Regions from separate parts of the Mus musculus genome. Here region 2 is linked to region 1. A link is a contact called in ENCODE POLR2A ChIA-PET data. All regions are on one chromosome and are shown on one strand. The core of a region is the stretch at or near the end of the contact, and the rest is flanking DNA. Distances in the headings are between cores, read along the strand shown. Region 1 holds the start of Lrrc41 (leucine rich repeat containing 41). Region 2 holds the start of Mknk1 (MAP kinase-interacting serine/threonine kinase 1).

The links. ChIA-PET counts read pairs that join two places held with the same protein, here RNA polymerase II (POLR2A).
Region 2: POLR2A ChIA-PET joins it to region 1 with 12 read pairs in Patski. The contact joins the promoter of Mknk1 here to the promoter of Lrrc41 in region 1. POLR2A ChIA-PET finds 5 or more read pairs at or near these places in 4 of 5 experiments (Patski and embryonic stem cell).

What each region holds. Positions count from the first base shown.
Region 1 is chr4:116,073,691-116,080,151 of GRCm38, forward strand. Lrrc41 (leucine rich repeat containing 41) reads left to right here and starts at 1,579. Exons shown (of 10, transcript NM_153521.2): 1 at 1,579-1,917; 2 at 5,699-5,785. The coding sequence starts at 1,719. It overlaps Uqcrh (ubiquinol-cytochrome c reductase hinge protein), which reads right to left and starts at 1,380. Exons shown (of 4, transcript NM_025641.3): 1 at 1,226-1,380. The coding sequence starts at 1,279.
Region 2 is chr4:115,836,057-115,842,455 of GRCm38, forward strand. Mknk1 (MAP kinase-interacting serine/threonine kinase 1) reads left to right here and starts at 3,142. Exons shown (of 13, transcript NM_021461.5): 1 at 3,142-3,225. Mob3c (MOB kinase activator 3C) reads left to right here. Exons shown (of 4, transcript NM_175308.5): 4 at 1-129.

The DNA of each region.
Region 1 (6,461 bases), core at 329-2,828:
GATCTTTCACAAAATTAATTTAACTTTCTTCATTTTATTATTTGATTTGTTGGTTTATTGTTTTTTTGAGAAAGGATCTCTATAGTCCTGGCTGTCATGGAGTTTGATATGAAGACCAGGATGGCTCTGAACTTACAGAGATCCTCCTGCCATTGCCTCCTGAGTGTTGGGATTAAAGACACGGACCACCATGCCCAACTTTCTTAATTTTAAAACTTCTATCTGCTGTGGTATCCTGTTAAACTTTCTGAGAATGAAAACTTGAAAAAATTAAGGGATAAATAATTTGCCAACTAATTAATCCATTAAGCCCTGATGGCTTGTCCTGAAGTAGACAAGACAAATGCACAGGAAATGGAAGCAAAGTGAGTCTCGGGCTAGAGCTCTGGCTCTCAAGCCTGGACGTCTGCATTGGAGTCCCAGTTGTATTGTCTTGCTAGTTGTGTGCCCTCATTCAAGATAAACTTCCTTGCTTGCTGCCTCATGTAATAAAAGTGACAAAAATATATAATGTACCTGATATTTACCTCATGGGGAAACTGTGCAAGTTAAGTATCTTAGTGCATATAAAGCACTCAGCACATAAGCAGCCAATATTTATCACAATGATGCTCAACTTGGGAAAGAGCTCCCTCTTGCACCACAGAATTACACTACACATTCTTAAACTGTCCCCAAAGGCACAAGTCCTCGGCCATCTCCATCCCAAAAGATAAAGAACCGCTTTTTGTTGGAGATGCTGGGAAGCGAATACAGGGCTTGTTAATGCTAGGCAAGAGCTTTACCATGAAGCTACACCCCAACTCCTGAAAGCACTTTTCCGAAGACTAGGGTCCCCGAAATCTCCATAAATAAATTCTGACCTAAGCTACGTTAAAGACTAACGTTAGTTTTTTGCTTCACGCACTTATCAAGTTAGAACCTCAAAACATTTATCAAATTAGAACCTCAAAAACCTGGGGGGGGGTTGTTTGTTTGTTTACACAAGTTTATCAGTGCAGCATTATAAACTCCAGTTACACTTTCACATTCCTGGTTTGGGGAAGCCAATCCCGAGAAAGACTAGCTATTAATCTGCCCAAGGTCAACCAAAGAATTCTGAAGGTAAGTAACGGAAACCACCTCTCTGGACCCCGCAAACCCTAGGCTATAAACCCGGACTAAGAGAGCCCCGGGAGGTGCTTTGTTGAGCTAGGTCCCGGGCCCGCCAACCTCGAAGCCTTACCTCTTTGGGGTCTCCAGATCCAGTGAGCATCTTTCGTTCGTCCTCTAGTCCCATGTCGGGAGCCGGTTTGGGATCCAACAAGCGCAACCAGAGTAGTACTCCACTTCAGGTTTAAGAAGGACTAGTAAGGGTCACTCGACGGATATCCGGCGACCTGGCCGGAAGTGCGGCATACTCCTCGTAGTCCCGAACACACGCACAAATTGGGCTGTACTACTCGCTAGCTACGAGACGTAGGGGGAGCTGCTATATACGCCTGCAAAGAATTTGCTAAGAAACATCCTTTCGGTCACTTCTTGCCCAAATGTGTTGATCTACAGTATTTTTCCAAGTAGTATTCCCTAAGATACTTGAGTCATCTGCTCCTCTGTTTGACGATCTTTTAATGTTGTTTCTGTTCTTCCCCATATCCCTTATGGAGCGGTCCTAAAAGCTGACCTCTTCAAGATGGCGGCCCGCGGGTGTCATTCTCGGGCTCGCGCACCTCCCCAAGATGGCGGCGCCCGAGGCCTGGCGCGCCCGGAGTTGCTGGTTCTGTGAGGTAGCGGCAGCAACGACCATGGAGGCCACGTCCCGGGAGGCGGCGCCAGCGAAGAGCTCGGCCTCGGGCCCCAGCGCTCCCCCCGCCCTGTTCGAGCTGTGCGGGCGGGCAGTGAGCGCCCATATGGGGGTTCTGGAGAGCGGGGTGTGGGGTAAGTCGCGGAGTGAGGGGCGACCTCCGGCAGCGAGCGGGGGCGGCCCGGCGGCCAGGGGGCGCGGGGGGCGAGGCCGAGAGGCCCGGGGCCAGGCCCAGCTGGGAGCCCCGGGAGTTCGATGGTGGAGTCGGAACAGAAATTCCGTGACTGACAGGGCGGGACGGAGTGAAGCCTGAGACCGAGGGAGCCGGTGAAGCCGAGCCGCGGCTCGCCTGGGGGGCGCGGGGGGCGAGGCCAGAAGGCCCGGTACGGGGCAGAGCTGCCAGGGCCCTAGCGACGGGGGCTGGAGTAGCAGGCCGGAGCCACAGGCTCGGAACTGACACTGGGCTGGACCGGACTGAACGGAGGATTCTCGGATCTCGAACCGACGGGGCAGGGATGGCCGGGCTGCCCCGGGGCAGGGACCGACTTTGGCAGGCCCGACCCGAGGCAAGGAGGCCAGGCCCGCAGCCACCTGCGCTGCCGGCCCGGGGCCTCCGCTGTCCGCCGGGCACACCACCGGTACCTGGACTCCGGGAGCCCCGCGGATGGGCGGGGTGGGACAGCCCAGTGGAGAGCGAGCGAGGGACCGGAGTCGCGGGGAGAAGCCGAAAAGGCTGGGAGCGCCGTGGCCTGTTTGACGGCCCGAGCGAGGGCTGAAGGGAGCGCACCGACGCCCCAGACCTCGCTGCTAAACTGAGCTGCGGGTCTGCCCGCCGAGCAGGTAGCGCCGGTGGCCTTCTGGATGGACCGGGGCGGTGGTGGAGAAGGTAGGAAAGTGAGTGGAGGGCTCCGGGAGACGCTCCGTAAGCACGGACAGGCTCGGGAGACCGGCCGGCGGGAAGGGCCGAAGAGGCCTCAGGCCGGGCAGGGGCCAGGGTATCCCGGACTGCGGAGCTAGAGTCGGGTGAGACGCGTCATGGGGAAGAGGCCTTGGGCCGAATAGGAGGGAGCCGAGGCCTTAGTTGTGAGAGCGGCCGGTACGGAGGGGCTGGACCCGGCTAGACAGTCCGCTCCGCTCCGGTGTGAGCCAAGGCCTTCTGCTCCCCGACCAGATGGCAAGGAGGCCCTGCTGGAGGAGGATACCGCAGGCCAGCGGCCTGGCAACTTAAGCGGGGAAAGGGTCCACGACGTGAAAAGTGAGAGTAGAGAGTTAAAGAGAAAGTTAGGGCCTTCAGGGGAGACAAGGGAGGGAGGCCATGGGCCTGACAGAATTGGTGCTAGTGGAGTAGGGTCAGGCTGAAGTTGGATGAGATCACAGGTCGGGCCAGACGGAAGGTGGAGGAGGAGAGGGTAACATCAGAGGAGGCTCCTGGCCTTGGAGTGTGCAGGGGATGTGCCACCGGGACTATCCAAGGTGGTGGTGACATCTTTGCCAGAAGGCAGGCCCTGGTCCGTTAAGAACTGAGAGTGAGGGTTTTGTTAAGCCCCAGGAGGTGGGTTTGCAGGATTGCTGCCCCAGAATAGGTTGTAAGGCCTTAGAGTGGCCAGCACTGCTGAGAAGGCCCAAGCGCCTTCCAGGAGGTGGGGGTGGGGGAGAAGAGATGGATAAGAAGTCCTCAGGCCCTGTGTGAGCAGAGGAGATTGTGGAGGCCCCGTGCCAAGCTGCGCAGAAAAAGGTCAGGCTGACCCTATGGTGAATGGAAGGAAAGGCCTCCCTGGGGTTGAACAGGGGCTCAGAGAAGTCCTGGAAATGTGGCAGCCTGTTATCAGCCTGGAGAGTCTTTAGATGCTGATCTTGGCTAGAAGAGGAGTTGGGTGTTAATGGAGGCCCTGACTTGCAAAGAGGAAGCATTTAAAAGGAAAAAAGTACGGCTGGAAGCAAGCAAGGAACCTGTCTTAAGAATAAAGGAACAGTAGACTTTGTAGTTTGAAGAGATGAGAATTCCTGTGAGAGGTGTGAGAGGGGATTGCTAAGCAGGAGGGAGCAGAGTCCAAAGGAAAAGGGGGAAGCTCTGAAGGCATGGCTTTTCTTTCTGTGTACTCATCACTACTTCATTGTTCCCAGTTGAGAAGAGACAGGAGAACCTGCAGTGGGCTAGATCCAGTAAATAGCCACCCAGTCAGTAAGAACTTGACTCTGTAAGAACTTTTAGAGGTGCCAAGAAAAAGGCCTGTCAAGCGCTGCTGTTTCAGAGGGAGGCCTCAGGGTGAGCTAGGGAGCAGTCAGGAAAGGCTTCTGCCATTAGTGGACTAGCACTGAAGAGAGGGGAGTAAGTGGAGGCAACCCAAGTGTGTAGTGAGAGACAGTGGGCCAGGGAGATGCTCAGCAGGTCAGGCCAGACACTGCCATCAGCCTGACAACCTCAAGGCCATTCCTGGGACCCAACTAGCAGAATTGGATCTGCAAGTGACTGTCCTCTGACCTCATTCCTGCTGTGTGCCACATCTCTCAGTGATCTCTCATGATGAGAAAAGTTCATCGATGGTAGATGACCTTAAATATCAGGGTGTGAGATTTGAACTTTATCTTGTATGGAGTAGAGAGCTTTTGAAAGGTTTTGATCAGAGTATGTCATCGGGGGGGGGGGAGAGAAGAGGAGAGAGAGAGAGAATATAAAGATAGATGTCAGAGAAACAGTGTGTCAGATGATAGACCTACATTACTATAATAGCACAGGGAATTAATGTTCTCATTCAACAGGTACAGTGAATATTAATGAGTACCTAATAGATAAAAAAAAAGTACACTAGATTCTTAGGCCTCATGATTCAGTTATTCTTCAAGTAAAGAGAAAGTACACTGAGGAAAAGCTGTGTGTGCTGACTCACACCTGTAATCCTAGTTCTCAGGAGGCTGAGACAGAAGGATTGCCTCAAGTTACAAGGACGCTAGGAGAAAGACCCTGACTTTAAAAAACAGAGGTACGGGAAAGAGAGTATTCCTTTTACACAGGACAGGACAGTTGGGTTCCTAGCACCCATATCAGATCAAAACTGCATAGAACTCCGGTTCCAGTGGCCCAACACCTTTCAGCCTCTGCAGGCACCCTCACTCACTTGCACGTACCTCTATATAGACACACATATACATGCAATTTTAAAATAAAATATTTTTTAAAATGTAGGTCAAAGAATGAAAGTTTTGGTATAACTACAAGATCGTAAGCTTAATAGAGTAGAGATGCATAGACAGAATGAACATAATAATAGCCAGTATTCATTGATCTTATGGGCAGGTATTGTGTTAAACAAATTACAAGCATGATCTTTAATGTCATGAGGTAGTCATTTCTAATCTATTCCCTCTTCATACAACTCCTAATACACACATTTTGTTTTATTGAATCAGGATTTCGCTTTATTATCCCTGGCTGTCCTGGTACTCATTATGTAGCTCCAGCTAGCTTGAACTTGCAGCAGTCCTCCTGCCTCAGCCTCCCAAATGCTGGAGTAAGATTTTCCCCAACTTCTCTCTCTCTCTCTCTCTCTCTCTCTCTCTCTCTCTCTCTCTCTCTCTCTCTCTCTGCCGGGGGAAGAATAAATAAAGGCAATCCATAATCAAGACTAGCTTTGAATTCCTGATATTCTTGGTTCCAGGGAAAAACTGGTTTTGTTTTTTAAAGTATAATGAATTAGAGAAGAGTTATCTTTAATTTTCATGAGTATTTACTACCTTCATAGGAAGGTAGTAGCTCAGAGTATACTCAGAGCCCAGCCCAGCCTAGGCAGAAGTTTGCTGACCTCAGTGAGCAAGCAGCTTAGTTTTCCTTTCCTCTGAATTTCCAGCTGCCTTAAGATAGATAATGTTTAGAACCCAAGAAGGGAAAAAGTAAACTTTGTGTTTTGGTTTTTGTAGCCCTCCCAGGCCCAATACTTCAAAGCATCTTACCTCTGCTCAATATATATTACTTGGAGAGGATTGAGGAAACTGCTCTCAAAAAAGGTAAGTGCCTTTCTTACTCTTTCTCAGTCAATGATTGACAACACCATGGTATTCTTCAGGTAACTGATAACCAATTAGGACTTTGTGATCTTCAAAAAAGTACCTTTAATCCCAGAATTTAGGAGGTAGAGGCCAGTTTATCTCCTTAAGTTTGAGGCCAGCCTGGTCTACGGATTCAGTTCTAGTCCAGCCAAGGCTACATAGTGAGACCCTGTCTCAAAGAACAAAAGATAGAAACACCTGCATAGTACTGGAGAGACAGCTTAGTGGGTTAAGAGCACTTGCTGTTCCTAGGAAAAACCTCGGTTTGGGTCCCATGTGGCAGTTGACAAGGACATAATTCTAGTTGCAGCAATCTAGCATCCTCTTCTGGCCTCTGTGGGCAGCAGACATGTAGTATAATATACTTGAAGACAAAACATACCACATGAAAAAAAGAAATACTTTTTTTTTTTTGGTTTTTCGAGACAGGGTTTCTCTGTGTAGCCCTGGCTGTCCTGGAACTCACTCTGTAGACCAGGCCGACCTCAAACTCAGAAATTCACCTGTCTCTGCCTCCCAAGTGCTGGGATTAAAGGCATACACCACCACCACCCAGCTTTTTTTTTTTTTTTAAGATTTATATATTTTATGTATATGAGTACACTGTAGCTGTCTTCAGACACACCAGAAGAGA
Region 2 (6,399 bases), core at 1,892-4,391, 240 kb before region 1:
TGCAGAATATATTCTGAAATCTAGGCTGTGAAAAGGGACCACAGGGGAGGGGGGAGGAGGGAAATCTATTTTTGTGAAAAGAAAGATTTTGCTATTTTTTTGTAAAATAAAAGATACAAACTAAAGCAACCACTGGTGGGAAGTGGTGTTCTGGGTGCCACACGTGTCTTGGTGGATTGTAGGAGAGACCGTTAGAGTGGGATTAAGACATTCTGTCCTAAGCTCCTGGACCATATGGGCACAGTCATGACTGACTAGCTACCCAGTGTGGGGACACCCAAGTTCTCCCAGGGCTCTGAGTCGTAGAGTAAGATAAGTCGAGAGCCTTGAGGATGTCGTAGGAGGGCAGTGCAGGGTGTGCCTCCAAGGTACTCATTCAAAGGAGGGAATTGTTCCTTGTTTTGACACTGGCAATGCTGGTTCATGTCAGGGTGGTTTGGAAGAACCGATGGCTAAAAGTGCAGTAGGAAATACAGCCCCAACCCCAACCACAGAACAAGGAGCCCCTCTCAGGACTCAAAGTAGGGGAGGTAGGGCAGGTTTCAATCCAGAGCATATTCCCCAGGAGACAGCTAGAACTCACTGCCCCTAAACCACAACCACTCAGACAGGAGTCAAAAGCAGCTTGGTTCTGAAGATTCAACAGAGGTCCTCTTATACCTTCAAAAGAGCCGGCAGGGACTCTACCTGAGAAGCTGAGGCCTGAGCTTCTAGCCTTCCCTCTATAAACCACTTTCTATTTTATGATCAGAAGTGGTAGACTACCAAGATGGCACAGTGGATAAAGGCACTTACTGCCCAACAATGTAAGCGTGATGACCTAGGTTCAATTCTCAAGACCCACATAAAGGCAAAAGAAGAGACGCCACTTGGAATGGGGTCCCACTCATGTCACATACACAGTAGTAATGATTTTTTTTGAGACAGGGTCTCGTTATGTAGTGCTGGCTACCTTGGAACTCACCCTGTAGACTAGGATGGCCTCAAATTCACAGGGATCCACCTTTCTCTGTCTCCTGAGTGCTGTGGTTAAAGGTGTGCACCTCCACACCTGGCAGAAGTATCATTTTAAAATAGAAGTAGGGGTGAGGGTCTGACCTCTAAGCTCCTTCATCCTCACCCTGTGAATGGACATGATAATAATCCAGCTAATACTCAACATGTCTCAAGTGATTGACACAAGTCTTTAGCCAGCTGCCTGGCTCTCCTTCCACCCACCCCACCCCCAGTATCTGCTCTAGAATCTGGAAGGTTTTCCATTTTGCTGTTCCTTCTAATGCCCAGAGCCCAGTGTTCTAAAAGAGTGTTTTCAAACCCATTACAAATCATTATCTCTTCAGTCACTGGACAGTCCAGCTGTTAGAAAGTCCATGTACGTTGTGGAAGAGTTAAATTTATCTCAAATTTGAGATGTCTGGAAATATGTTAGGAAGGACATATGCACAGACAGACACACACACACTTGCTTGGAGAGTCTGAGAAGGATGCTTAGAGGACAAAGAGGGAGAGCTTTGACCTTAGTAATGAGAAATAAGAAGACTCTCACCTAAACAGGCAAAACCTAACAAAAGCAACTTACCTGGGAAGCCAGGGCTTAGTTGTCTTGTTGGCTCAGGATCTGCATCCATTGAGGGGACAGGGAACAGGGAATAAGCTGTCACCTCCACCCTGGGGCAGAACATCCCACACTGACTAATGATGCTGGATGAACTCAGCGTTCATGAGCCCTGTGGCCCTTTTATATGTTCGTGGCTACCACAGTATGGAACTATGGAATGCGGTCAAATAGGCCAGAGGAAGGTCTGAGTTCTACATGGTTTGCCCTCCTTCCTGGGAGCACCCTAGAGCCTTTATCCAATGTTAATTAACCATCATGGTTGCCATGGGGAGGTGGGTAGTAATTTTGAGAATCTGGATCCCAATCTATGCTTGAGTGACCCTGGACTGGTTGGCTATCAAGGGTTGGGGAATAGACTAGAAAGGGCAGTGAAGACACGAAGTTTGGTGGGCCTGGAAGGTTATAAGTTGAAAGAGATTGCAATATCCAGCCTTTGAAGGGGACTCAAATTTGGAAAGGAAGTAAATACAAATGCTTGGGAAAAAGACGTCCCTTTCCAGTCTTCATCTAGATTTGAAATCTAGCAAAGTCTTGAATACTTCCACTTCCTTCCCTCATATAGTTGAACACATAGGCCAGAAGAGGGAATAAATGTGTTTTAGAGGAGTGATGGGAAACGGAGATGCTCTTTAAGCCCCTTACTCTCCAGACCCTAACAACAATACTGAATGGGATAGGGAAGTTTACTTCACCACACAAAAGAAAACTGCGTCAGAACCTGAACTGAAACCAAGCACCCCGTCTTCCCGTCTCAGGCATCTGCAGCCTGTGGAAGTGAGGCAAGGAGGCTGGTTGGGGTACTACTCTAATTAGTACACAGAGGGGAGAGGGGGAGAGGGGGGAGGGGGGAGGGGGAGAGAAGAGAGAGAGAGAGAGAGAGAGAGAGAGAGAGAGAGAGAGAGAGAGAGAGAGCAGAGAGGAGAGAGAGCAGAGAGGAGAGAGAAAAAGAAATAGATCTTTAAGAACATTTGTTTTAGCTGTTGTTTTAGCTGCTGTAGTGGCACACACCTTTAATACTAGCACTCAGAAGGCAGAGGCAGGTAGATCTCTTTAAGTTTGAGGCCAGCCAGGGTTACATAGTGAGACTATTTAGAAAAACAACAATTTAAAAAATTTAATTACCGGAAGTAATGAACTTCTGTATACGCAGACCTTTATAGAAATTTTACAGTCATGCCCGGTGGTGTGCGTCTGTAATCAGAGAACTCTGGAGACTGAGTCAGAAGAAAAACGAGTTTGAAGTCAAGTCTGGAGTATACAAAAGGCCTTGTCTCAAAAATAAACTTTACTTAACAGAGCTGCCCTCAGGTTTACAAGAACTCCGTTCTGGCTCGCAGAAGTAACTATTTGCACCTGCAGCGTCTTCCACTTTCCGCTTGTAAAAGAAACCCGCAACAACCAGAGGACGCTCTGATATGCCACGCCTGCGCAGTGAACTGGCCTTGCTTCTCGCCACGTGTGGCCCTCGGGGCGCAGGCGTGACTCCTCCCCCTCACGCCTCCTTCTGCTCGGGCCCTCCCCCTGAGTTTAGCTCCGCCTCTTCCGCGTTCTCGACGGAGACCTGCAGGTGGGGGTGCTCGCGGCCGTTCCCGCGGTGGTCAACTAAGGTAAAAGTGAGCCAGCGAGGAGTCCCTCGGCGGGGAAACGGGGCCGGGGTCTGGGGTGCGGCGCTGCAGTCGCCCGGGAGGGGCAGACAGGGCCTTCTGAGCAGCTCGAGGTTAAGACCCGGTTCTTCTGCGGAGGAGCAGCCGAAGGGGACATCCTTTTAGAACTGTCCTCAAAGCTGCTTCCCTGCCCAGACCGCAGCGCATAAGATCCTCTTTCGGACTCTCAGCCCGTGCTTATGGACAGGCTTGGGTTGTGACAGGTCCGGAGCCGGTGGGTACGGGCTGTCGAGGAGGAGCTCAGCCTATAAGGAGTTTGAGCCTCAGACCAAACAAGGATACACTCAAGACTGACAGGGCTCAAGACAGTTCACTGGCATGAGCACATTATAAAATATGTGTACTTCGTTGTGTTAAATTGGCGGTTTCCACTTATTTTGCAATATAGTATACAAATGATTCTGCCACACTTTTTTCAACAGAGAGGTGGGAGTGTGGGTAGGATGCAGTCTCTTTCCTATAGCTGTAGGACTGTGGACCATCAGAAGCTAGGTAAGAGGGTGGGAGTGCTTGACTTTGGGGGTGAGCTATGCTTTCCCCTCTCCTAGGAAGCATCCTAGAACAACTCATTTTTCTCTCTTAGAGCTTTTTAAAACGAATATAATAATGTCACTGTGAGGGTTAAGTATGCTTATATGTAAATTGCCCACATGCAATGGTACTGATACATACGATTGTGATTTCCAGGAAAGAGTGTTTTGATCTGGCATATTTCAGGGAGGCCCTGGGGGGAGAAGCTGATGTAACCTGAGCCTTGGAGCCTCTGGGATTTACACGTGGAATTGACCTTGCAGTATGAGGAGGGAGCTCAAACTTGTTGACCACAGGCCTTGTGCCAAGAACCAGCTGAGTGGTTGATGTATAATGTTTCCCTGGATCCCCAGCCATCAGAGAGCTGCTGCCCACTGTCCCTAGCTTCGGGCCTTCTAAAGGGCCTGGGCTGGAAGTACTGTGAAGAATAGACACGGAGTCAGGATTGTGTATAGAAGTGAACTAGCAAAATAAATAAATAAATAAAATAAAAAACAAAAAACAAACAAACAAACAAACAAAAAAAACAAGCTGGGCGTGGTGGCACATGCCTTTAATCCCAGCATTCAGGAGGCAGAGGCAGGCAGATTTCTGAGTTCGAGGCCAGTCTGGTCTACAGAGTGAGTTCCAGGACAGCCAGGGCTACACAGAGAAACCCTGTCTCGAAAACCAAAAAAAAAGTGAACTAGCCAGGAAGTTTGGAGCCCCTTCGGAGCATCTGTTCCCACCTCAGTGTTCCTCTTTCTATAATCCAGGGTCTTTGGCTTGCATAGGAGTGTCATTTCTCTAGTGCAGATTTGGCAGTCAGAGGGCCTGGCACCAGCCAACCCAACCATGGAGAGAGAAGTTCTGAGAAGAAGCTGGCAAATTGCAGCACATGTTTAGCTAGGTCTCCTGTTGTGTGGTCTGTAGTTATTCAATAATATGGCACCTTCTGCAGCTTCTTCACGGGTGCTCACACCACATCTTTGGTGACGCGTCTCATCCTCCTGCTGGTTAGATGCTCCCAATCCAGTCTCCTGTAGCAGAGACTGAGCTTCCTATAGACGTCTTAGCAAAGTCTGTCTTGGGGTACATCACTCATATGTACCCCGACTACAGTTGGTGGCAAGGAGCCAAGTCTATGTCACACCTGCTCTTCATGGTACAGGACTGGCACATAGTAGGTCTCTGTAATGCTTGTGGTCAAATGAGTCAGTGCCTTTTTTTTTTTTTATCCCTCTTTGGTCTTTGTTTTACAAGCCATCAAGATTAGAAGGAGACCTCATGTTTTCCTTCATGGCTAAGGAGGGCCCTGGTTAGATGGATGTTGCCCTACTTACAGGCACCAGAGGCACAAAGGTGCAGGAATTCTTCATGAACCAAGATTCTTCACTGCTGTTATTGATTTCAGGCCCTGGCCTTGCTGTTGGTGAGTTTAGTTACAAGAGAAGTCGTGCAGTGTTCAGGGACCTGTATAGTCTGTGATATAGTTCAGGTACGAGAAAGCTCACAGGTGGCTGACTAATCAATTGTTCTGCCTTTGGCCTTGGTAAACAGTAGTCTCTTCCATGTGGGACCAGCAGCTACAAATTCACATTTTTCCTTGCCAACAGCCCCAACATATGGAATAGAAAGTTCTTTGTGTGTGTGTGTGTGTGTGTGTGTGTGTGAAGGCAGAAAGCATAGGAACCATCTAGTTACACTACCTTTATCTTGTGGATAGGGAAAGACTCAAGCAAGATTTCACAAGGACTCAGTCAAGGATAGAGAGTTCTGGAAGTGATATGCCCAGACACTTGTTTTTTCTAATTCTACTCTAGTGAATTAGTTAATTTGAGACAGCCCTGAACCTTGTCTCTCTGACTGATCTGGAATTCAGGATGTGCACAGGCTGGTCTTACACTCAGATCCACCTACCTCTGCCTCCCACATGTTGGGGCTAAGGTATGCCACACCACATCTGACCTTATTTGTATTTTTTAATTGTGTACATGTACACATGAATATAGGTTCCCAGGAAGATCATAAGAGGGTGTTAAATTCTCTGAAGCTGAAATTTCAGGTCATTTTGAGCCATTTACCATGAATGTTGGGAACTGAACTCAGGTCCTTTGCAAGAGTAGCACATGCCCTTAACTACTGAGCCATCTTTCTGGTTCTCTACAAAATTTTTAAAAAAGAAAGAAAGAAGAAAGAACTTAAATGAATTGATTTTAATTCTTTGAGATGGACTCTGTGATACCCAGGCTGGCATCAATTGCTAAGTCAAGTTCGTACCCTGCTTATGAGGGCTCCCAAGGAGTTCTACACGGTTGGTGAAGCTAACATTTATGACATACTTACTATGGACTGAGCTATAGTTTTGTTTCTTTTTTTTTAAAGATGTATTTATTTATGTGAGTACATGTTGCTCTCTGCAGACACACCAGAAGAGGGCATCAGATCCCATTACAGATGGTTGTGAGCACCATGTGGTTGCTGGGAATCGAACTCAGGACCTCTGGAAGAGCAGTCAGTGCTCTTAACCTCTGAGCCATCTCTCTGGCCCTGGACTATAGTTTTAAGTACCTTAAACTGTTATGGACTTGGAAACCAATGCAGATA